3 separate regions of the Homo sapiens genome follow, and all the other regions are linked to region 1. Evidence: read pairs that join two places in POLR2A ChIA-PET (ENCODE). Cell type or tissue: OCI-LY7. All regions are shown on one strand. Region 1 holds the start of CHRNG (cholinergic receptor nicotinic gamma subunit). Region 2 has its middle 9.5 kb from the start of ALPG. Region 3 overlaps DIS3L2 (DIS3 like 3'-5' exoribonuclease 2).

Region 1 (8,000 bases):
AAGGGAGCAGTTCTGCCAGTCGAAGGGGAAGTAGGTGACTGAGATAGAGCAGGCGGAACGGAAGATGGCAGGCGGCAGCCAGTAGATACAGCCGTCAGGGGACACGAGCACATTGCAGTAGAGGGCCACCTCGAAGACACCGTCCACGCTGTATGCACAGAACAGGCCAGGCCACGAGGCTGTGGGCTCAGCCCCCGACACCCCAGCCCCAGACCAGCCCCTGTGCCCCATGTGGATAGGGGCCTGGGGACACCAGTCCCTACCAGCCTGTCACCCCCTGACTGGTTCCCACCCGGACCACTAGGTCCCCCCAGCAATCCTCCTGCCACCCCCCGCCCCAGACAGACTTCCTCAGGCACCACCTCCTAATTTCTGCTTATCTTACTCTCTCTTGTTTTAATCATAATAATAATAATAATAATAATAGTCATAATAGCGACTAATGTGTTAAGCCCACACCATGTGCCAGCCCCCGAGTGATGCACTTTTCATGCCTGTCTTGTTGACTCTCGCCAGCTTCTATAGGACCCGTCAGCGGCCCCATGTTACAGGGAAGGGAGCAGCCCACCCAGGTGGCCCAGCCCAGAGGAGATGGAGCCTGGCGTAGGGTCTGCTCTGCTGGCCCTGGGGTCAGAGGGCATACCCAGGGCCCTGCCCTCGGCACCTGCTCCATCCAGTTCTTCCCTAGCCCCACAGGTGCCCGATTTGCACCCTCTGCTCATCTTTCTCTTTTCCCAGAGTGCCTTGTTCTGCTGGGCCCAGACCCTGTGTCCTTTGTCCCCCACACCCCTGCCTGCACCCCCTCCTCACTTGTTCTCCAGCACGATATCCGGCCGCCACACCATGGTGGACGGCACCCTCAGCACCCACAGGCCTTCGTAGTCTCGCGGATCCCAGCGCAGGCGATAGTCGCACCACTGCTGCAGGGGGAGGGGCAGTTGCTAGGCCTCTGCCCTCTGCTGCACCACAGCCCTAGGAGTGGGCATCCAGCCCAAGAGGACAGAAGAGGCAGGAACGGGGCAGGCAACTCTCAGGAGGCCTTGGGGTGGTGGGGTGGGACCCCTGATGGAAGGAGGGTGGCAGGGTGGCCTCTTACCATCTCTATCCAGACATTGGTGGTGAGGGCTTCCTCTCGCTCGTTCTGGGGGTGCAAGGGTGTAGTATGGAGGGCTCAGCCCCCGACTTCAGTGCCAGTCCCCACAGGCCACCAATGGGGCCAAGCATCCCCCAGCCTCTTGATAGTACTCCCCCCACAACCATGGGGGTTTTCCAGACCCCAGCCTGTCCGATTTAGGGCCCTCCAACCTCTTGGTGGCTGGAGCCACCCCATGCTATCCCCAGCAGGTCCCAGGGCGTGGTGCGCTGACCCCTCCTCCGTCCTGCGGCTTACCAGGGAGATGAGGTTGGTGAGGGTTAGCTTCAGGCTGACATTGACCACATCCGAGTCTCGTTCCGCGGGCCGCAGGTTGGGGTCGTAGTTTTGCATCAGGTCTGCGAGCAGGCGCTCCTCCTGGTTCCGGCCCTGGGCCCCTGCAATAGACAGGCGTGAGCCTAGCAGGAGCTTGGAGGTGGAAAGAGCGGGGAGGCCCTGGGGGTGTGAAGTGGGGACTCAGGGAACTGGGTCCAGGGCAGGCCCCAATACCCCTCAGACCCTCCATCCCCTGAGGCTGTGGACCCCAGCTCTGGGACTCCCCAGGCTGAGATTCCTTTGTGTCCCACCCAGGCAGACAGCCAGCAGCAGCAGGAGGAGCAGCGGCCCCTGGCCCCCATGCATGGTGCCTCAGCTCTCTGCAGTGACAGGGGTGGGACAACAGCTCCAAGGTCTGGGGCAGAGAGAGATGGGCTCTGGGTGTCATATAACAGCCTACACTCCCACCCCAGCCAGCCCAGCCAGCCCGGCCAGCCTGGCCCAGCCCCACCAGCTGTCTGACCACAGCGTTGTCAGCTGTTCCAGGATGGACACAATGCTGGGCTCAGGTTACCTGGGCTGGAGAGGGGAGACAGGGGCCCCGTCTGCCCCAAAAGAGACATCCACCTTCCAGCCCCAACTCGGGCTCAGTTGTCCCAGCCTCACCTCCATGTTCCACATGGGGGGCAAGGACAGCCAGGGCCAGCTGGGTGTGGTAGGGAAGGCAGGTCGCCGAGGAACCTGACAGCGGCTCCAGAGAGGGCTGAGGTGGACTGCCTCCTACTCCCTCCAGGGAGTCAGGATTTGGGTGGGTGTGAAGGCTGTTGGGTAGGCATGTGAGGGTTTTTGTGTTTGTTTGTTTGTTTGTTTTTTGCTGGAGTGCAGTGGTGCGATCTTGGCTCACTACAACCTCCACCTTGATTCTTCTACTTCAGCCTTCTGAGTAGCTGGGACTACTGGCATGCGCCAACACGCCTGGCTAATTTTTCTTCTTCTTCTTCTTTTTTCTTTTTTGTATTTTTAGTAGAGACGGGGTTTCACCATGTTGGCCAGGCCAGTCTTGGAACTCCTGAACTCAAGTGATCCACCCATCTTGGCCTGCCACTGGGCATCCCCCTCACTGGGCATCCCCCTCACTCGGCCTCCCCCTCACTCGGCATCCCCCTCACTCAGCATCCCTCTCCCTGAACTTCCCCCTCGCTGACCTTCCCCCTCACTGGGCTTCCCTTTCCCTGAGCTTCCTCCTCCCAGAGCTTCCCCCTCCCTGAGCTTCTCCCTCCCTAAGCTTCCCCCTCACTGGGCTTCCCTTTCCCTGAGCTTCCTCCTCTCTGAGCTTCCTCCTCCCTGAGCTTCCCCCTTCCTGAGCTTCCCCCTCCCTGGGCATCCCCCCCACTGAGCTTCTCTCTGTGTGGCCCACTTTTCCTGGAATTTACAAAGCCCTCGTTTCCTTCTCACTTCTGAGAGCCTTGCCTTTCCATTTTGCCCTCTGGTCCCCCTAGATGCAGTTTTCTTATCCTCTTTTGCAGACCAGTTTCTCTCCACCTCTTTACTCTCCTCCATGCCCACATTTTACCAAATTCAATGGCCTCCATGATCAGGAAGCACTGCCAAACAGTGGACCACCTGTCCCTGCATCCCCTACCCTCCACCCTCCTGTTTTCTCCCTTTCTCTGCTCTGGGAGAGATGGCCTAGAAGCCTTCTTGGTGTTCTCCGAAGGGTAAATCATCAATGAGGAATGGAAGTTTCTTGCAGGGGTTACGTGTGCAGGGACAGGACCCATTCAGAGAAAATCATCTGTAGAATTGTCTAACACTACTTCTCCTTTGCCACCCTCTGTTATAATGGCTGGTAGAGCAAGATACTCATTTCCTAGTCTCCCTTCAGATAGGCTAGCCATGTGATGTTTTGACCTGCGGGATGTCTACTGGAGCTTTATGGAAAAGTTGTTTTTTTTTTTTTCTTTGAGTTGGAGTTTCACTCTTGTCGCCAAGGCTGGAGTACAATGACTTGATCTCGGCTCACTGCAACCTCTGCCTCCTGGGTTCAAGCGATTCTCTTGCCTCAGCCGCCTGAGTAGCTGGGATTACAGGCGGGCGCCACCAAGCCCATCTAATTTTTGTATTTTTAGTAGAGAGGGGGTTTCACCATGTTCGTCAGGCTGGTCTTGAACTCTTGACCTTAGGTGATCCAGCCGCCTCAGCCTCCCAAAGTGCTGTGATTACAGGCGTGAGCCACTGTGCCCGGCCTATGGAAAAGTTTTGCTTCTTGATGAAAGGGGTCAGAAATGGCTGGCCCTTTTCTGCCTGAACATAGGTGCTAAGTGTGCAGCTGTGGCTGTCAGCTCACAAACTGGGGCCAACAGGTCTGAGGACAGAAGCCAACTTGCCATGGAGGCAGGGCTGGGCAGATGGCAAAATGCCTGGGTCCCTGATAGCTTTGTTAGACAGCCGAGCCAACATGATCACCTCCGCCTCCCTATTATTACTATGTGAGAAAAAGGAAACCTTATGTGTTTAAGCTACAATTCCTTCAGCTTTCTGTTCCTTGCAGGCCAGTGTATTACTGATTCACTGTCCATTGAAAGAGAGAGGGTAGCCCTGTTGGTCTGGAGAGAGTAAGGAACACTCTCTGGCTTCCCGGAAAGCTGTGCCTGTGAGCATGGCTTCCTGGGGACAGAAGATGGAGTTCTATGTCAGTCAGAGTGGACCAGTCCTGACAGCACCACCGTGCTGGGGGAGTGGGTGCCTCTGGTGGAAACTGTGGTGACCCTGGGAGCCTGTGCAGGAGGCACCCCCCCGGTTTTGTGTGACATTTTGGGGTTGTCTTCTCTGGAAGTCCACAGCCACTTGAGCAGGGCCTAATAGAACTGAGGACTCACCTGGTGGTTGAACCAAGACCTGCTGCCAGCAGCGCCACCATGAGGCAGAGAGAAGCAAAGACTGTGGCTGAGGGCCCTAGACTCTCTGTGCACAAGACGGACCCTCCCTGAGTTGATGGGCTATTCCTGGGGAAGTCTCAGATTTCCTGCTCACCTGACAGGTGTGAGAACAAACTGGCTTTCCTATTTAGACAGGACAATTAAAGATTTGTACCTTGAATTTTGTGAATAGTTCATGCTGGAAGGCAGAAGTTACTAGGGTCAGTTTTGGTTTTAAATGGTTTTTCTTTTTCCTTGGTTACATCTAAACATTAAAAATCTCACCTTCTGTATATCTGAGTTAATGAGGTCACCAATTCCCCCCTGAGGGAAATGGGTTAAATCACCACCCATTAAATGTGCAGGTCACATGAAAATGCTCCTACTAGAAATTCAATTTTCACAACACCCCATGACTAGGACTTACTAGACACACATTTTGCAGATTAGAAGATGGAAGGTGAGGAGTGAGATGAGGAGCAGCTCACTCAAGGTCACATTGCTGGTGTAACAAATGACACCAAAACGTTGTCACTTAAAACAACACACATTTATTATCTCACACAGTTTCTGGGGGTCAGGAATCCAGGAGTCACTTAGCTGGTGGTTCTGGCTTAGGGACTTTCATGGGGCTGCACATAAGATGTCTACTGGGCTGTGATCTCATCCGAAGGCCCTACTGGGGCAGAGGATCCACTTCCACATTCACTCACGTGGCTGTTGGCAGGAGGCCTTAGTTCCTTGCCATGTGGGCCTCTCCATAGGGCTCCTTAACATGCCAGCTGGCTTCCCCAAAGTGAGAGATCCAACTGATGTGAGAATGAGGGCTAATGAGCAAGAAAGAGGCCATAGTGTCTTTCCTAACCAAATCTGGGAAGTGAGGTACCATCACTTCTGCCTCATTCTATTGGTTACCCAGACCCACCCTGGTACAGAGTGAGGGGACTGCACAAGGGTGTGAATACTGGGCATCACTGGGGCCATCTTGGAGGTGGACCACCATACAAACAGACCCTTGTCTCCCAATTCCTGCAGCCTTGGCCTTTGGCCCTCAGGATAAGATTGAGTGGAGGCTGCCTTTGGGATAGGGTTGCTAGATTTAGCAAATAAAAATAGGGGACAAATTTCAGAGAAACAACGAATGATTTTTTAGAATATGTATGCCCCAAATAATGCATGACAACCCTAATTTGGAGAGGAGTAGGTGCTGGGGGGCAGGGACCCTTTGGGGAGAGGTGCTGCGTTCTGGTCCTCTAGGATTGTGTGTGCAACCTCAGGCTGACCCCAAGTCTTTGTGGATGTCGATCCTGACCTTTCCACTCCAGTCCTCAACTTCCCAAAGGGACCTAGGCAGAGAGGTCAAGGCAGAAAGAGCTAGGAAAGGATACTCTGGGGTCTGGAGGGAGGGAGGTGTCCTCAACCTCAGTCCCAGGTGAGGCCTCAGAAGCCTGAGGTTGAAGGGTAGGTAGGAAGAGGGAGGCTGGAGGGGCCAGAGAGTGAAGGCGCAGATTCCTGCCTGCTCTACCCCACACCTTGGGGGAGGAGAAGCAGAGAAGGGGCCCTATCTGTCTCACCCCTATCAGAGCTCTCCCCCTGAGGCCACCCTGAGTGGCCTCCTCCCTGGCCCCTGAGCCAGCCTCGGGCCTCCCCCCAAATCGTCCTGCCCACCCACTGTAGCCGATGTCCACCCTCAGACCATCTCGGGTGGCCCCTGTCTTGATTTCAGGGGAGCCATTGAGCATTGAGGAGTGGCTGCTCCCTCCCTTCCTTGGACTCTTCCCCAGTCTGAGGGGCACGAGCCTCAGGGCTAGGAGTGGGTGTCATTAGGGACTGTGGCTCCTCTCTCAGACCCTGCTGTCTCCTGGCTCCCCAACAGGCCCACCCTAGATGAAGCGCTTGTCCTGCACGTTGTAGGAGTAGGGGTCCCCAGGAAAAGGCTGGGGTGGTGGCTGGTTGTAAACGCCCTGCAGGAAGATCCAGGCTGTGCCCACCACCATGACAGGCGTCACCACAAACAGGCAGAGGCGGTCCACTGTGCGGGCCACTCGGTTCCAGCTGTCTTTCTCCTGTGGGTAGGGGCAGAGAGAGTGGGGTGAGAAGGGCCTCAGGCCACAAAGCCCCACCCCCAAGCTGGGGCCCAGCCATGGAGGCAGAGGGCGGCTCAGTGTGCCTGCAGAGGCTGCCTCGGGCTTGCAGGATAATGCTGGCTTGTCCCCAGCAAGGTCCCAGGCCCCTCTGGCCACAGGCAGGGCTGATCACTCTGTTGAGGAGGCGGGAACAGACCATAGCCTCCCTCTCTGCTGTAGCACAGGGCTCTGGGGCTAGAGAGGAACTGAGGCCCAGGGGTCTCTCCTAGGGGCTGAGGAAGGTGGATAGACCCCTCTCTTCTTCTCCCCCATCTCAGCAAGTCAGGGCTGCTGCCAGCCCATATGTGAACTGGGAAAAGGTGCCCTTTCTCAAGAGATAGTTTTTAGAAGTTGTATAATGTTGAATAACCATATATGGCTACCTTTAAAATGTCTGGTTCTGTCTGGAGTATCAGGCTTGGAACTGAGTAGGGACAGAAAATGATTGGCAGCTGGGAGAAAGAAGGGATCCTAAGGGATGCTCAGAGTGTGGCCTGGACAGGGTGGAGCTGTGTGCCTATGTGTGTGTGCCTGGCCCCAGTGCTGCTATAGGGTGCCAGGCAGGAGTTCTCTCTCCCTGGCGGGGGGGCCTGGAATCTGTGTCACATTAACTCCCTCATCTAAGTTGGTGTGTGCCTCTAAGGGGAACCCTGCCCTCTTAAGATAGAATACACTTAATCAGTGCCCTACTTGAACACCTGTACATGGCAATCCTGTGGTCCCTTACCTCATTGTAATTGTTCTGGTCCCTCATGTGGTTAACAATGAAGTTTGCCCCATCCACAGCTGGCTTCAGCTCATTGAAGAGTTCCTGCTGGGCCTGCTCAGAGCTTGCTGGGGGCCGGCCTACAGACGAGGGGCCAGAGTGGGTGTGAGGCCTGCCTCCACCCACCTCCCACAGATGGGCTGAAAACCAAGACCAGCGGGGACCCACGTGCAGTGGTGAGGCGCCTGGCCAGCCCATGCCGCTCTGACTGCTTCTCGAACATGAGGTCACTGCGGGACTTGAGCAGGAAGTACTCCTCGGCCTTGGAGATGTATCCCAGGGAGCTGCTCCTCCGCACCAGGGCCCCAGGGCTGGGTCCATCCTCTGCTGGGCGGGACATGTGCAGGAGCTCCGGCAGGGTCTCCAGGAAGAGCTGGGGCCATGTCAAGGGGCCACAAGAAAGGCGTTGTTTTTTGTTCTTTGTTTTTGAGACGGAGTCTCATTCTGTCACCAGGCTGGAGTGCAGTGGCGCGATCTCGGCTCACTGCAACCTCCACCTCTCGGGTTCAAGTGATTTCTTGCCTCAGTCTCCCAAGTAGTTGGGACTACAGGCACGCGCCACCATGCCCAGCTAATTTTTGTATTTTTAGTAGAGATGGGGTTTCACCATTTTGGCCAGGATGGTCTTGCTCTCCTGACCTCGTGATCTGCCTGACTTGGCCTCCCAAAGTGCTGGGATTACGGGCGAGGCACCGTGTCTGGCCAAAAAGGCCATTTTACAAGCATGGGGTGACCTTTACACATCCTAACATCTGTGACTTCATTCCTGGCTGCCACAAAGT
Region 2 (8,000 bases), 120 kb after region 1:
GTCTGTGTCCAGCTCGGAGAGCTGAAAGTGCCGCATAGACGCGCCCCTGACCGCACCTCCTCACTCCAGCCTCTGCTCCTTCCCCCACCCCACTTGGCCTTGGCTAGGACAGGTCGTGGACAAGAAAGGCGAAGGGAAGAGAGATGCAATGAAGGCCCCCTACGTGCCAGGCCCCGTGCCCAGCGCCTCCCCCTTCCCATAAGAGGCCTCCCAATCCAGCATCCGACACGTGTGTGCAGGGAGGAGGACAGGGGAGAAGACTCCACTGTGCACGCGGGGATGGTGGCCCCGCCAGACTCTCCTCGTCCCTGGTTTCCGCAGTGAATGAGGCCGGCAGCTGGGGCCTCTGCACCCAGGCCTGCGTCTCTCCTCGCGGTGCCTGGGAGCCCCGTCGGGCTGCTGCGCCTCCTGAGCCTGACTCTGCTCTTCCCGCAGCTTTGGCCCCCCGGGGCCATGCAGAGGCCCACTAGGAGGCCAGCGGCCGCGCGCATCCCATAGCCCAGGTGGCCCAGGGCTGCATCGCGGCGGCCTCGGTGCCATGGAGCCCGGTATTCGCTGACGGCGCACTACGACGCGTTCCAGGAGGTCAAGTACCTAAGCTGCTGTGGCGCGGGGATCGTGCAAGGGCCTTTCTGCCGCCCAGGCTTCTCTCAAGGAGCAGCGCCACCAGGACCTGGGCTGCCGCGCTGGAACCCTGCGTGAGGTGAGCCTGCGGTCGGGGCTGGTGTTCGCCGCTGATCTCTGCGCCATCCTGGCGGCTATGCTGGCGCTCAAGTACCTGGGCCCGGTCGCGGCGGGCGGCGGCGCCTGTCCCGAGAGCTGCCCCGAGGGCAAGGCCTTAGCGCGCGCCGCCGGCCTCCTGGCAGCCAACCTGGACGCCAGCATGGACTCGTACCAGAACTTCTACTTTTTCGTCTGCGGCTGCTGACTGAAGCGCCATGCCACCCCCAACGAAAAGCTCACCTATGGCACCATCGCGGCCTTCGGCGAGCAGAAAGAGGAGCGCCTGAGGCGCCTGCTGGCACGGCCCAGGGATGGGCCCGGCGGCGCGGCCCAGTGCAAGGTGAGCGCCTTTTTCCGTTCGTGCCTCGACATGCGCGAGATAGAGCTACTGAGTCCTCGGCCCATGCTAGAGGTCATGGAGGACTGCGGGGGCTGGGACCTGGGCGGCGCGGCGGAGCGTCCGGGGGTCGCGGGACCTCAACCAGCTGGGACCTCAACCAGCTGCTGTACAAGGTGCAGGGCGTGTACAGTGCCGCCGCGCTCTTCTCTCTCTAGATCAGCCTAGATTACAGGAACTCCTCGCGCTACGTCATCCGCCTGAGTGCGATTCCCGAGCGCCCAGCCAGCGGCCGCAGACCCGGGGCGTGGCCCTGACTAGGGGTCCCTGCGCGTGGGAGGAGGGTGCGCAAGAGGAGAGAAAGGGAAAGCAGGGGAGGGGAGCGCTTGGCGGCAGAGCGCGGGAGGAAGGCGCAAGTAATTTCCCTGGGTTAACTGAAGTGTTCAGCCGAGCCGCGGGAGCCGCAATTTCCCAGCCCTCTGGAAGGCAGTGAGGGCAGGGAGGGAGGGACGCGCCGGCGGGCTGGGCTGACATCTCCGTGAGGGCTGGGGCTGGCGCCAAAGCCAGGAACCCCAAGGGTCAGTGCGGCACTGCGCAAGTGCCCCCGACAGGTAGGGAAAGTGCAGGCTTTCAGGGGTAAGCTGAGACAGTCAGGGATGGGGCTTTGGTCATCTCGTCTGGGTGGAAAGAGGGGCTGGGGTCTGCGTGCTTCTGGGTCTCTACCCATGGATGTCTGGTCGCTCTCTGGGCATTGGGGTGAAAATTCCATCTGTTTGGGGAGTCTGGCATGTGGATCTCTGACCTCTGGCCCCTGTCTCCCTCCCTAGATTGACCAGGATGGGCTCAATCTGCTAGAGAGGACTCTGTACCTCGCTCAGGATGAGGAGAGTGAGAAGGTGCTGGGACATGGGATGGGGAGGCAGGGAAGGCCTGGGGCCCCAGGATGGGTGTCCCTAGGCTAGGCCTGTCCCTGTCCCTGGATGAGCCCCTTCCCGTGGTGCAGATACTGGCAGCACACAGGGTGTTCATGGAGCGAGTGCTCAGCCTCCTGGGTGCTGATGCTGTGGAGCAGAAGGCTAAGGAGACCCTGTGGCTGTAGTGGGGGCAGCTGATGACAGGGGACCATGGGGCAAGGCTGGCTCAGCCCTGATTGCTACGCCCACCCAGATCACTGTGTCAGAGTATGATGATTTCCAGCGAGATGTCAGCTCCATGTACAGAAAGATGACGCTGGGACAGCTGCAGAAGATCACCCCCCCCCCCCATGTGAGTATGGCCCAGGCCCCTCCCCTGCCCCCTGGACTTGCTGGCTGGGTGTGCCATGAATTTCCACCCCTACTTCTGTCCAGTAGTCACACTAGAGGAGGCAGCACTAAAAAAGGACCCAGAGCCCGGGTATCCGATCCTAGCTCTCCCCTCTGCTTTCCGAGGCCCTCGGCAGGGCTGGGAGCTTCCTGAGCTGCAGTTTCCTCACCTAGGGATGGTTGGAAAGAGAAAGTGTGGCTACAGCTCTGCTGTCCCTGGGCCACCCTTGGGAGAGCCTCGTGGTATCTATCCACCATGGGGAGGAACAGAGGCCTTTGCAAGCCAGCTCTGAGTCAGACAGTCACCCTCAAGGACAGACGCTGTCTCCCCATGGCAAGTCAGGAAATGATAGAAGCCCTGACCCATCAGCTTCAGGGGCTGGCATCAGTAGCGAGAGTGTCCTGCTGTGTCATTGAGCTCAGCACACTCCAATTTCAGCCTCCACATACCTGGGATGACCTCCTGCCCCTTCTTTGAGGGACTATCTGAGTGCTGGGTCCAGCCGCAGGCTGGGTAGTACAGGCGGGGGTGGTGCCCTTGGTGGCCCATATGAATGTCTTTCTGGACACCCCACTGGCTTCATCTGGCCCCCAGGGTCCTGCATAACTACCTCGTGTGGGACGTGGTGGTGGTCCTGAGTGAGCACCTGTTCTTACCATTCCATGAGGTGCTGCACAAGCTGGCACAGGAGATGGAGGGCAGCGGCAAGCTGCAGGAACTGGCCCGGGTCAGCCTGGGCCAGGCCAACCACCACTATGGCATGGCGCTTCGTGCCCTCTTTGTACATGAACACTTGTCAGCTACCAAGGTGGGCCGCCCTGGTTTAGGGTGGGGAGGATGGTGCTGAACTGAGGGTGGAACCCTCCCGAGGCCATGGTCCTCGCATGGGGAGCCCCAAATGTCCCCCTGCAGGCAGGGGGACCAGGCCCTGCTTAGGCCTCAGCCTATTCTGAGGCTCCAGTCTGCTCCTCCGCAGGCCTCCTCCTCCTGGTCTGTCAGCGGTAGGTGGCCCTCCCTGCCAGGCCCCTGCCCACCTTCTCAGCCATGCTCAGGAGGCATCTCCTTAGGGATGCCCATGGTGGTTGCTGCAGCCATTTCCTCTTCTAGCCTGTGAGCTTATTGTCGGAGGGGAAGGGTCTGGATCCCTACCTCCAACATGTCCTCTTGGCGCCTAGCACCGAGCTCTGGGCTTAGGAAGTGGTGCTGAAAGACTCCTTCATGCCAGGAGTGATGGACCAGAGTGAAAGGCTGCTGGGTTGACCCTTGCTCCCTGACCCCTGACCCTGCATGTGTGGCAGCTGGTGGAAGACACCAAGTACATCCTGGGCCAGCGCCTGGAGGAGCTGGACTGCATGGAGACCAGAACAGCTACTGGGGCCGTGGTGAGGGGCCCCCAGTGCCATCTGTTGGTCCCATGCACATTGACTGAGCACCTACTGTATGCCAGTGAAAGAGAATAAAAGGGACAAAGAGGACTTCGTGGAGTTGAGCAGGCCTGCCTCCCCCACCGTGAAGCCCACTCCTAGGCTGGCCTAGTGCTCCTTTCCTTGGTGGGCAGGGGGTGGGCAAGGATGCTGTGCCCTGAGGCCCTGTGCCACCTCACCAGCCCTCCGGCCCGCAACTTCAGTACATGGTGGTGATGGTCGGCTACCCAGACTTCCTTTTCAAACTGGGTCTGTGGACAAGGAGTATGAGGTGGGACTGTGTCCCTGCCTGCCCAGCCTGACCACAGCCTCTCTGCTAATGGCACCTGGGAGGGCAGGTGGCCTGCATGGCCCGGTTGTGGCGCTATCTGCAGCCTTGCCCTGGTCTGCGGCTGAGTGCTGCCCATGCCCCTCATAGTTTAAGGTCCATGGGAAGACCTATTACAAGAACATCTTGAACAGCATCTGCTTCAGCATCCAGCTCTCAGTCAAGAAGACTGGGCAGGAGATGGACAAGTCCATGTGGGTGCCTGGCCCAGAGCTGGGGTGTCAGAGGAGGGTCATGAGGCAGTAGCCGGGAAGGTGGTGGCCCAGCCCAGAGGTGGCACAGAAGATGCATTGTCAGGAGATGGGTGTGGCTGGGCTGCCAGGAATGTCCTGCAGTCCGGGCTCTGTGACCTTTCTACAGAGGTGGTTGTTCCCCCGACAGGTGCTCATTGCCTTCTATCTACGCAGCAAGAACCAGATGGGTTTGGGGTGTGTTTCTATACCTATTGGGTCCATATATAGGTGGGTCTCCCACTTGACCACACCCTCCCTATAGTGTAACCACAGAATGTCCTGCAGTCCAGGCTCTATGACCTGACTTCAGTGATCAAGACATAACATACTCTGGCCAATGCATGCCCGGTGGCATCCTAGGTGGCAAGCTTCTATCAAGAGGAACTTCAGCTGCTTCTTGGTGTTGGGGTCCAGTGTGTGGCCTGGTAGCAAAGGGGGAAGCTCTGGTCGGAGGGAGTCAGTAGGTCCTGGGGCCGCCTTAGCTCAGAGGGTACAATTACAAGTCCCACATAGTAAGTCCCACACACTGTAGACATCTTGGGACCCCCTTGGGATGGGGGCAAAGGCCAGTTATGCAGATGCTAACCCGGTGGGGAGGCCTGTTCCTAGAACCAGTGGGACCAGGGCATCATCAGATGCAACATCAGCACCCAGCAGAAGGGCACAGCTGGGATCCCCCTTGAGTCCTGAGAGGCTGCAGGGAGCATACTCCTCTTCCCCGATCATGAGGCTTCCTGTGCCAATCACTGGAACTGTGTAGGGGCTCACGGGCACTCAATGGGCAGGGGGCCTCGGATCTGGTGGGGACTGAACTTGTGGTGCCATCTGGGGTCTGAATTTTGCAGGGAGTGAGACGCCCCTGCTCACAAGGAGTTGCTCAATTTGAATGGCCTGCCCAGGCTGCAAGCACCTCAAGACTAACCTGGACCTTGGGGTTTGGTTAAAGGAACATCAGGCCCTCCTGAGTGCTTACTGTTTGCTGGGCTCATCACATGCCTCAGCACAGCCCTGGGCAGTGAGCGACCCAAGAGCTCATGTTTAATATTGAGCTGAATGCTGGTGCCTTCACCCTTCATGCAGGCACCCACCCCATGTGGTTCCCGGGTGCCCCGGAGGAAGGGAATTGGGTGCCTCAGGCCAGGGGTTGACACAGTACGCCCTCCAGATCACAAGCTTTCAGCAAATTGTGGAGTATTAGTGTGTCTGCCTAAGTAGATTGACAGATTATATGATCTAGTTTTCTTTTTTTTTTTTTTTTTTTTTGAGACGGAGTCTCACTCTTTCACCCAGGCTGGAGTGCAGTGGTGCGATCTCGGCTCACTGCAAGCTCCGCCTCCCGGGTTCATGTCATTCTCCTGCCTCAGTCTCCCGAGTAGCTGGGACTACAGGCGCCCACCACCATACCTGGCTAATTTTTTTTTTTTTTTTGTATTTTTAGTAGAGACGGGGGTTTCACCGTGTTAGCCAGGATGGTCTTGATCTCCTGACCTCATGATCTGCCTGCCTCGGCCTCCCAAAGTGCTGGGATTACAGGCGTGAGCCACTGCGCGCAGCCTTATATGATCTAGTTTTAACCGACCTAATCCTCCAAAAGGGCCAAGAGGCTCACACAAGATTCCTGTAAAGAATCTGCAACTAACAACAGAAATCCAGAGCAGATGAACCACAGCAGAAGGGGGAGCTGAGAATTCCTTATTACTCCTGGCAGAGCGCACGTCACCCGGGGTACGGACCTGACCAGACGTTACCCCTAATAATAAAAAATCAGCAAACAAAACTCTTTGAATTTCCCCCACTCTGATTACTGCTGAAGTTTGCCCCGGGTGCCTTGTTCCTGGAGGTATTACTTAATTACTTATGAGCAGTGTGAAATCCTCATGGTTGGCAAGGTGTCTAAAACTAAGCTTTTTGTTTTTTCTGAGACAGAACGTCGCTCTGTCGCCCAGGCTTGAGTGCAGTGGCAAGATCTTAGCTCACTGCAACCTCCGCCTCCTGGGTTCAAGTGATTCTCCCTCCTCAGCCTCCTAAGTAGCTGGGACTACAGGCATGCATCACCATGCCTGGCTAATTTTGTATTTTTTAGTAGAGACAAGGTTTCACCATGTTGGCCAGGCTGGTCTTGAACTCCTGACCTCAGGTGATCCACCTGCCTCTGCCTTCCAAAGTGCTGGGATTACAGGCGTGAGCCACTGTGCCTGGCCAAACTAAGCTTCCGGAACTGAAGAAAGAGTGCAATTTTTTCCCATCAATGTTTAAATTTAGGTGCAGTTCAACCCAGTACTTCTTGATATTTCCATACGCAATGACAGATATTTGGAAAGCTCTTTTAAAGTTTCTTGCATGATACCATGAGACTAAAAACACCTACCACCAGGGAGAAACTTAATTCTTTCTGTTGCAGGAAAAATGGCAGAAACAATGAGCAGTAAATGATCTGTCGACAAACCGAAAGACTTCTTTGTCAGCAAACACCGTCGGAAGATGTGGAGAAAACACTGCCGAAGATTGGAAGAAACTCGTGTTAGAGCAAAGTACCCAGTGTGGGAGGTTTGCTTTGCAATGAGCTGAAAGCACAGATGTTCCCAACATGGCTCAGCTGAAGGTATTTGCCAGGTGCTGTTCCAATAGGGAAATACACAAACCACTTCTTTCATTTTTTTTCATGTCCCACTAAAAGGTAGATATAGCAGACAAGATATATTGCCAACAGCAAATGCCTTTTTAAATAAAAACAATGTTATGAGGAAATGGTGGAAATGCAACCACAGATGGAATAGCTACTCAGGAAGGGTTTTTTCAAAAAAAGCATTCCGGATACAAATCAGTGTGCAGAGGTAGGTTCACCCTTACCCCTCACTCATTGGCTCACCCCCCGTCTAATCAGCGCAGGAAAGAAGCCCAGCGTGTACATGAGATGTTGCAGAAGGCAGTGGGGTTGATTTTGTAAAGTTTAGATAGCCGCATAATAGAAACTTAAACATAAATAGAAACTTTAAGATACTTGGTAAGGGGAGTGGGTGGAAACTTTCTGGCCACATAGAATGAGTCGCAGAATGACAAAGTACTGAACCCACCTGTCCTGAGTTCTCCCTCTCTTTCTTCCTAACTCTCCCTCCCTCCTTCTTACAATCCAGTTTGCTGACTTTGAACTGAAAAGCTCTCCATTTTAGGCGTACCATGAAAAGATTGAAAATATAAATATACTTCCTGTGTGTCCTTCAGGTAAAGATGTCATTTCAATGACAAAATGAGAAGGTAATTATCTTTCAATGAAAACTCATGCTAAGGAAAGTGCATATTTTTGAATAGAAGTTTGAAAATATTTTCATGACACTTGATTTTGTGGTCAATAACATAGCTGACCGATAAGCCCTTATACCTACACATGAAAAACAAAAACATAAAACAAAAAACAAAAACCTAGACAACAGAATAATCTAATAGCAGAACAATCTATTTTAAAATTTGTCCAGTTTTAAATAATAGAAGTCCGTGGGTGTGAGCACTCATGTAAAATATAATCATGCAGCACCTCCACATTGGTTAGAAAGAGGAACTGACTGACAACTAGGAAGATAGAAATATACTAGCTGGATTTTACCAGAAACCTTTGCATACTTGATGGATGGAATTTAACAATGAGTGTGATA
Region 3 (8,000 bases), 250 kb after region 1:
GAACTCAGGGGACAGACAGAGGATCTCAAAGTCTAACTTTTTAGTCTAGTCTAGATCTTCTAGTCTACCTTTCTGCCTGTCAGACAGAGTTTATGCTCTTGCTTCCACCTTTCTGCCAGGGAAACACCTTTGACAAAAGGAAGGAACTTCTGCTTGTGAACACTTCTACCTATGAAAACAACCAATGACAGGCCAGGCGCGGTGGCTCACGCCTGTAATCCCAGCTACTCAGGAGGCTGAGGCAGGAAATCTCTTGAACCTGGAAGGCAGAGGTTACAGTGAGCCAAGATTGTGCCACTGCACTCCAGCCTGGGCAAGAGTGACACTCTATCTCAAAAATAAAACCCCAATAACAGGGGGCTGCTTAGTAGAGAAGTAAAGGGTACAGCCTCTTTAGGCTGCTGGGTTTTGAATCCCAGCTTTACTTCCTGTTAGTATGTAATCTCTTTTACCTTAGGTGCCTCCTATGTAAAAAAGAGATAATAACAGTGCCTAGCTATAGCGGAAACTCAATGATGTTCTTGATGTATTATACAGTAAGGCCAGAGGTTATTCCTGATAATGAGTTGAGATCAGAATTCAAAACATGACATGCTGGAACAAGCTGATTGGGACTCAATATTTCCAAATGTGATCACTCTAAAACCTGAGTAATTTCTACAACAATAAGGTCCAATTTCTTTACCTGAGCAGTATCTGGGAAACACTCTCTCTGTGGCTTGCTTTCTGTAGGACTCCTTGGGCCGCAGCAGGAAGATACAATGCTTCAAAGCCTTGCTGTCTGCCTCAGCAGCCCCACTACCACTACACTGCTCTCCTGTGGCTGTGCTGACACGGGGTCAGCCCTTGATAAAATCAAGGCAGCCCTGATTTTATGACCCAGTGACGCTAGCTCCAGAGCACCAGCATCAGGGAGGCCCTATGCCACTAGATGAAGCTCACGACTGAAAAAAAGCTTCCAAGGCCCTGCTGGGTCAACAGATGTGCCTCCACAAGGAAGCTGCCCAGAACCTCAGCACTAGTAACAACTTGTCCATTAATCTCTGCCTGGGGAAGGAAGAGGCCACCCCAGCCTGTTGGAGCATGGCAGAGGGCTGGCTTCTGACAGTCTGGATACATGAAAATTGCTTCTATCATGGCCTGATTCTTCTCAGTTATTCTCAAGTTGAAACATGTCTCTAGCTGTGTACTTGTTTAACAATCATATTGTCCCAACTAGATTTTAAGTCCCTGTAGAGAAACCCCAGTGTAAGTTTACTCTTTGTGATCCCCACAAAGGCTTTAAGTTAAGGCAATGCAGGGCCCCGTGATAAGCAGTAGGAATCACAGGTTCCACATGCAACCAGAGACTGTGCCAGGAACAAGTGTCCAGGTATCACTGCTCCTATCTTAAAGGTGAGGGAACTGAGGCTCAGGGAGGTTAAGTAACTGACCTGCCCAAGGTCTGGCAATACATAAATCAACCCCGGCCAACCTGGAAATGGAACTCAAACCCATACGGCTCTAAAGTCTTGGCATTTCCTACTGGGCCACACTTCCTGTTTCTTCTCCCACAAACAGGGACACTGTGTTGGAGGCTGCAAGTTGCAACAATTTACCTTTCCCCTTCTCTAGATTCTAACAGAGAACTGCAAATGGCATTAAGAATGTCAGCCTCCTCAAGGCTCACTGTCAATTAAGGTGGGCGCTGAAGAATCAGGTGAGAGCTCAGTAGACTGACCCACCCAGTTGCAGGTGGAGAGGCTGGACTGGAGGAAGGGGATGCCTGGGTGGGCTCCCTCCAGGCAATGTCAAGCTTGGAGCCTGCAGGTGCTAGGTGAGTCCACTCAGGGAGAGCAGGTGAGAGATAGGTTGGCTTCACCTTTTCAATTCAATGAACCTGCCCCCAGTTGTGGCCCAGTCACACAGCTAAGTAGTAATAAGACCTGAACTAGAGCTTCTTTCAGGGTCTGTAAAAGGTTAAAAGAGGAAATGTCAGTCAGCTAGTCCAAAAACTGCAGAACAGAAATAAAGAAAAAAAACCCAAAACAACAACAAAAATTAAGATCAATATAAGAACTAGCATTATCCTATTAAAAATGGGTTGGGGACCCTTATAGCCACTTCCTATTATTTAGTCCAGGGCCCCTATTCAGGACTTCATCTGTAAAATGAAAGCCTCAAAAGGCTCCTGTCTAAGTCTCCTTCGGGCTCTCCTTTCACAGTTCTGTGGGCAAGCACCTGCTAAGCATTCTCTCTGTGGTGTGCAGCTCCATGCCAGGTCCCATGGGAGGTTCAGGATAAAGGTTGGCAAAGATGACTGAGCTGCACTGCCTCTAATACTGAGGGAGCTTAGAGAATGATCTGGTAGAGGGGCCTGCATGGTGTAGATGAGGCCTCAGGTCTGGCAGGACAGCAAGGATCTGAACGATGGATGCACTCAGGAGAGATTCCAGGTGATGGGGAAAAAAACAGACCTTTAGCTCTCCCGGGGCAAAGACCACATGGGGCATGTCCATCAATGTATCCCTAGTGCCTTCCAGAATTTTCAACAAAACAGGTGCTCAATAATAATTGTTGAAGGAATAAATGATCAAAAGCAGAGAAAATAAGAATGAATATTCAATGTTCCATGAATACACAAGAGATTGGTCTGACTGCAAAGTTGGGAGTAAAATTGGGAAAAGATAAAATAATAACATTGATCGTGGTATCGAAGATGATACTAAGCACATCAACACATTCTGCCAGACTCACAGGGTGGGTGCAGTTACCATGCCTACTTTACAGCTGGGAAGCTGGAGGCTCACAGAAGTTGAGAAGCTTGCTCTGGGTCACACAACTGCAGCCCTGATACTTGAGCCCGGGGGCCCTGACTCTCAGTTCAGTGCTTTCCCATAAGTCGAGAGAGCCTAAGCTCACATCTGACAGGCGATAAAACCTGGACCCTCTTCTAGTTTGTGCCCCACTTCTAGGCCAACTTTGACTGTGTGATGTGGCTTGCTTTCTGATGGCAAGCAGCCCCTGAACTGAGACCTGGCTATTTCCTGGGGGCAATGCTGGTGTTGCACACAGAGGAATTAAAAAAAAAACAACCCACTTTTTATTCTGAGATAATTATAGCTTCAGGAAATTGCAAAGGTAGTATAGAAAGGTTCCACGTGCCCATCTCCAATTTCCACCCAAGGTTCCATCTTACATAATTATAGCACAATATCAAACGCAGGAAACTGACATTGGCATAATGGGTGTGTCTAGTTTTATGCCATTTTGGTCACACACGTACATTTGTGTAACTGCCATGGCAATCTACATACAGACTGTCCCATCCTTACACAGCTCTCCCTTGGGCCACCCTCTGCTCCCCCCGCCATCCCTAGCTCCTGGCAACTACCTACCTGTTCTCCTTCTCTATAAATCTGTCATTTTGAGGATGTTACCTAAATGGAATCATACAGCATTTTAAATAGCTCTTCAAATAATCCTAAGGTCAGGACTTGATCCATTTTTTAGATTTTTAGAAGAATATAAAACAACATCAACATCTACCGAGAGAAATGAAAAAGTAAGCAGAATAAGAAATAGACTGGGCCTAGTCCTGGCCCAGTCGCTCACAACACCTGTAGTTCCAACACTATGGGGGTGCAGAGGCAGAAGGACTGCCTGAGCCCAGGAGTTGGAGACCAGCCTGGGCAACACGGTAAGACTTTATCTCTACTAAACTCAAAAAAATTAGCTGAGCATGAAGACACGTGCCTATAATCCCAGCTACTCAGGAGGCTGAGGTGGGAGGATCACTCGAGCCTAGGAGGACTGCAGTGAGCCATGTTCATGCCACTGCACTCCAGCCCGGGCAGCAGAGCAAGACCCTGCCTCAAATAAAAAGAGAAATGATTCCATCCTAGTTCTGCCACCTCTAGCTATGTGAGTTTTGACAAGTGTTTAAGCTCAAGTCTCAGTTTCCTCATCTCTAAACAAGGGTAAAAGGCTTGAGGATTAAATGATCGAATGTGTGAAAGCACTTGGCAAACTGCAGGCTCTCAATAAATTCTAGCTGTTTGTTGTTACTAAAGCAAAGCCAAAGAAGCCTCTGTGCTTCTTTATAGAAAATAAGGCTCTCAGTGGTCACAGATGATTAAGGAAATGACCATGCCAGCCCTTAAATGACCCCAGGTTATTCTTCCTCTTTCTTTGCAAGACTCCAGGATGGAAACAACCTGGGGATTCTTAAAAGGCGCTTCCAACAGGCGCCTTCATGTGCGCAGCCTCATGAGAACAGGCAGCCATCCCCACGCCAGATTCACCAGGGGGCCCTGAATTCAGAAAGTGGGGAAAATGGCCAAGTGCTCTCTGCTTAGCACAGGACGCCTCCAGAACAGCCGGGTTTGTGCAGAGGCCCCCAGCAGCACACTGAGCACAGAGAAGGGGCCAGTGCGAAAGAGAGGCAGGGGTCAGATGTGTGATTGAATTAGGTGCTGCATGGATACTCCTGAAAGCGCAGCCTTACTCAAAGGCTGGATGTGAGAAGGGGACAATGGCCTGAACTGCCCACGAGGTCATCTTTACTATGACTAGCTATGGAAATCTGAAAACATCTCCCCCAAAATCACATATGTGAAGACTCCATTATATAGTGGAAAGAGCACTCGACTTTGAGCCTTTGAGTAGCTGGGAACCTTGCACAAATGGCTGGCTATATCTGAGCAATATGCCCAAGGCCCATTGAAAATGGGACAAAACCAGGCATTCAGAATCCTTCATGATTTATTGAAAGTGGCATTGTCTGTGCCTCTGCATGGCACCAGCAGGGGTGGGATGGGGGGCACTCCTCCTGATGGTGGGGTCACCCCATGGGTCTCCTGTTCCCTTGGACTTTTCAACTCCTCTGGCCCACATTCACTCACTCAACTTTTCTCCTTTGAAGTTACAGAATACGCCCTCATCTATCACTGACATGTTGGGTTTCAAAAGGACTGGGAGTGAATTCCCTTTTTTTTTTTTTTTTTTTTTTTTAAATAAACGAGAAGGGCTCAGCTGGAAAGACAGAGAGTAGGAGGTGAGGAGGGAGGGTGCAAGCAAGGAGGAAGGACGGCTGGTTTCCTCCTGCTCCACAGTAGCCTCTGGGCTCACTGTCAGGGGATGGAGGCTTTCATGGGTGCCACGTGCTGCTCCTAAGTGCCTGTGTGCTCACCGTGGTCTTGCCAATTAGATTTCATATTGCTTCTAGTCCTTCCTGCTGTACTTTGGGAGGTATGAGCAATCCCGATGCTTCCCATGTCTCTTTAACTCAGAGGCAGCAGCCTGTGGCAAGGTAGAAGAGGAGCAGCAGACTTCCGGTCCAGCCACCTGGCAAGCGTCTTTAAGTGGGCAGCTCACGCACCTCAAGCCTGGAGGGTCTCCACCCAATGCCTGCTCTTCCTCCCCTGGGTGGTGCCGATGATGCTCCTGGGTGGCACGTCTTCCTGCCTGTCAGAAACCTGGGCATATCCAGGTGTCCCCCCTCCCTTTTGTGGTTCTGATTCCACTTCTCTCATCTGTTCCCTCCTGTCAGCTGTGTGGCCTCACCTGCATACAGCCACAGCCATCTAACTGGCTTCCTTGATGTCTACACCTTGACCCCTTCCAACTCATTCTCTACAGAGCTGCCAAAGAGATCTTTCTAAAAAAGAGGTCCCATCCCACAACTCCTATATGTAAAATGCTTCAACAGCACCAAGTTGAATTCAAGAAAACATTCATATTTCTTTTTTTCTTTTTGAGACAGAGTCTTGCTCTGTCACCCAGGCTGAAGTGCAGTGGCGCCATCTCGGCTCACTGCAAGCTCCGCCTCCCGGGTTCACGCCCTTCTCCTGCCTCAGCCTCCCAAATAGCTGGGACCACAGGCGCCCGCCACCACGCCCGGCTAATTTTTTGTATTTTTAGTAGAGATGGGGTTTCACCATGTTAGCCAGGATGGTCTCGATCTCCTGACCTTGTGATCCACCCGCCTCGGCCTCCCAAAGTGCTGGGTTATAGGTGTGAGCCACCGTGCCCAGCCGAAAACACTCATATTTCAAGGCAGAGCAAACAAGTTCCTCCAGATCAGCCCTGGTTACATCCCCAACATTTCCCACCACCACTGGGAGCCCTTCCTCTGACACAGCCACACCAATGGCCTGTACATTCCAGAACAAACCAACCCACGGCAATGCTCTGCCTGGGACATTCTTGGAGAAGCCATTTCCAGGCTGCTCTCAACTGCCTTGCCTTACTGGAACTGGAATCTTCTGCCAGCTTCTACAACCTAGCATGGATCACAGAGTGGACCATGCATTTCTTGAAGACAGAGCTGTGTTTTATCTCTCTTGCGGTGATACAGTGCCAATTATCATTGTTGTTTTCTGAGCACTTCGGCTGCAGTGTATGGAGGGCCTCTATGTAGCTTGGCTGAGGTTGGTCATCTCACAGATTTCCATCAAACATTAGCTGCACATCCTTCCCAGGCAAGCAATCCTTGGTCTCTCACCCACACCAGGCTTTCTTCCCACCACATTACACTCCAGCTGTTCTGAGGAAAACTCCATTCCAATGGCAGTCATAACTAGCAAGCTGCCTTGTTGACTATAATTTTTTAAAGCCTCTCAGTTATGAGATTAAAGCATGATTGGGTGAGTCACTGACATGGGTGTTCACATGTAATCGGCAAAGTCCTGTGTTTGGCACCATTCTTCATTTCAACTTTGTGCAACAGTTAGAAGGACTTATCTAGAAAGTTTGGAGGTTTTTCTCTAATCATCCCATACCCTCTTTTCAAATGATACAATCTTCAGTTTGATGCCAAATCTTAAGCCAGAGAAGCCTGGTATCTGTTTAAAAGCCACCCCTCGGGCAACTTCTAAGGCACACACCTCCTTTTCAGATGGCTCACAGAGAGCATCATGCCTGGCAAGGCTCCTAGGACCAACTCCATCCCAAATCTTCTCAGGTGCAACTGTTTTCCAAAAGAAACTTCTAGGCCTGGGCAATATGTTTTAAAAAAGGAAGAAACTAAAATGTAAATCCTAAAATTATAAAACCTTCAGAAGAAAACAGATGAAAATCTTTCTGACCTTGGGTTAGTCAAAGGTTTCTTAGATATGACACCAAAAGCACAATCCATAAAATAGATTGATAAATTGGACTTCATAACAATGAAAAATTTCTGCTTTTCAAAAGACAGGAAAAGATAAGCCAGAGAGAATGGAGAGAGAAGAAATGAAATGACAAGCCAAAGACTAGGAGAAAGTATTTGCAAATCACAAACCTGGTAGAGGATTTGTATCTAAAATATTTTTAAAAATCCTTTCCAGGCCAGGCGTGGTAGTTCATGCCTGTAATCCCAGCACTTTGGGAGGCCGAGGTGGACAGATCACGAGGTCAGGAGTTTGAGACAAGCCTGGCCAACATAGTGAAACCTCATCTCTACTAAAAATATAAAATAATTAGCCGGGCGTGGTGGTGGTTGTCTGTAATCCCAGCTACTTGGGAGGCTGAGGCAGGAGAATCACTCGAACCCAGGAGGTAGAGGATGCAGTGAGCTGAGATTGCACCACTGAACTCCAGCCTGGGCGATAGTGCAAGACTATCTCAAAAAACAAACAAACAAACAAACAAACAAACAAACAAACAAACACACACACCAATTCTCCAAACTCAGTAATAAGAAACCAAACAACCCAATTAAAAATGGGCAAAAGATATGAACAGACACTTCACCAAAGAAGATATGCAGACAGCAAGTATACATATGAAAAGATGCTCAACAGAATTTGTCATTAGGGAAATTCAAATTAAAACCACAATGAAATACCACTATGCACCTATCACCACACCTAAAAAACAAAACAAATAAAAAACTGACAATACCAAGTGCTGACAAGCACATAAGAAATAGAATTCTCAGCTGGCCATGGTGGCTCACGCCTGTAATCCCAGCACTTTGAGAGGCCGAGGTGGGTAGATCACCTGAGGTCAGGAGTTTGAGACCAGACTGACCAATATGG

The links. ChIA-PET counts read pairs that join two places held together with the same protein. Peaks named below come from ENCODE experiments on the same cell type or tissue, not always from the same donor. Only the 100,000 strongest peaks of a DNase experiment are listed, where the experiment ranks them.
Region 2: POLR2A ChIA-PET joins it to region 1 with 6 read pairs; 3 of 35 experiments call an interaction of 5 or more read pairs at or near these places.
Region 3: POLR2A ChIA-PET joins it to region 1 with 6 read pairs; 2 of 35 experiments call an interaction of 5 or more read pairs at or near these places.

The regions. Positions count from the first base shown.
Region 1 is chr2:232,533,522-232,541,521 of GRCh38, reverse strand. CHRND (cholinergic receptor nicotinic delta subunit) reads right to left here. Exons shown (of 12, transcript NM_000751.3): 10 at 7,387-7,591; 11 at 7,180-7,298; 12 at 4,858-6,392. The coding sequence ends at 6,210. It overlaps CHRNG (cholinergic receptor nicotinic gamma subunit), which reads right to left and starts at 1,830. Exons shown (of 12, transcript NM_005199.5): 1 at 1,720-1,830; 2 at 1,391-1,530; 3 at 1,097-1,141; 4 at 811-920; 5 at 1-148. The coding sequence starts at 1,774. RefSeq lists enhancers at 1-8, 5,838-6,357, 7,400-7,920. In OCI-LY7, a CTCF peak has its summit at 4,332 (motif pointing left); DNase peaks (open chromatin) are centred at 4,321 and 7,181.
Region 2 is chr2:232,412,355-232,420,354 of GRCh38, reverse strand. It overlaps the pseudogene ECEL1P1. Among named protein-coding and RNA genes, the nearest start is that of ALPG, 9.5 kb to the right of the region's middle. RefSeq lists enhancers at 1-510, 1,294-2,077. In OCI-LY7, no CTCF peak of the experiment used is centred here; no DNase peak of the experiment used is centred here.
Region 3 is chr2:232,279,135-232,287,134 of GRCh38, reverse strand. The region is part of intron 13 of DIS3L2 (DIS3 like 3'-5' exoribonuclease 2); the gene reads right to left. Among named protein-coding and RNA genes, the nearest start is that of ALPP, 96 kb to the left of the region's middle. In OCI-LY7, no CTCF peak of the experiment used is centred here; no DNase peak of the experiment used is centred here.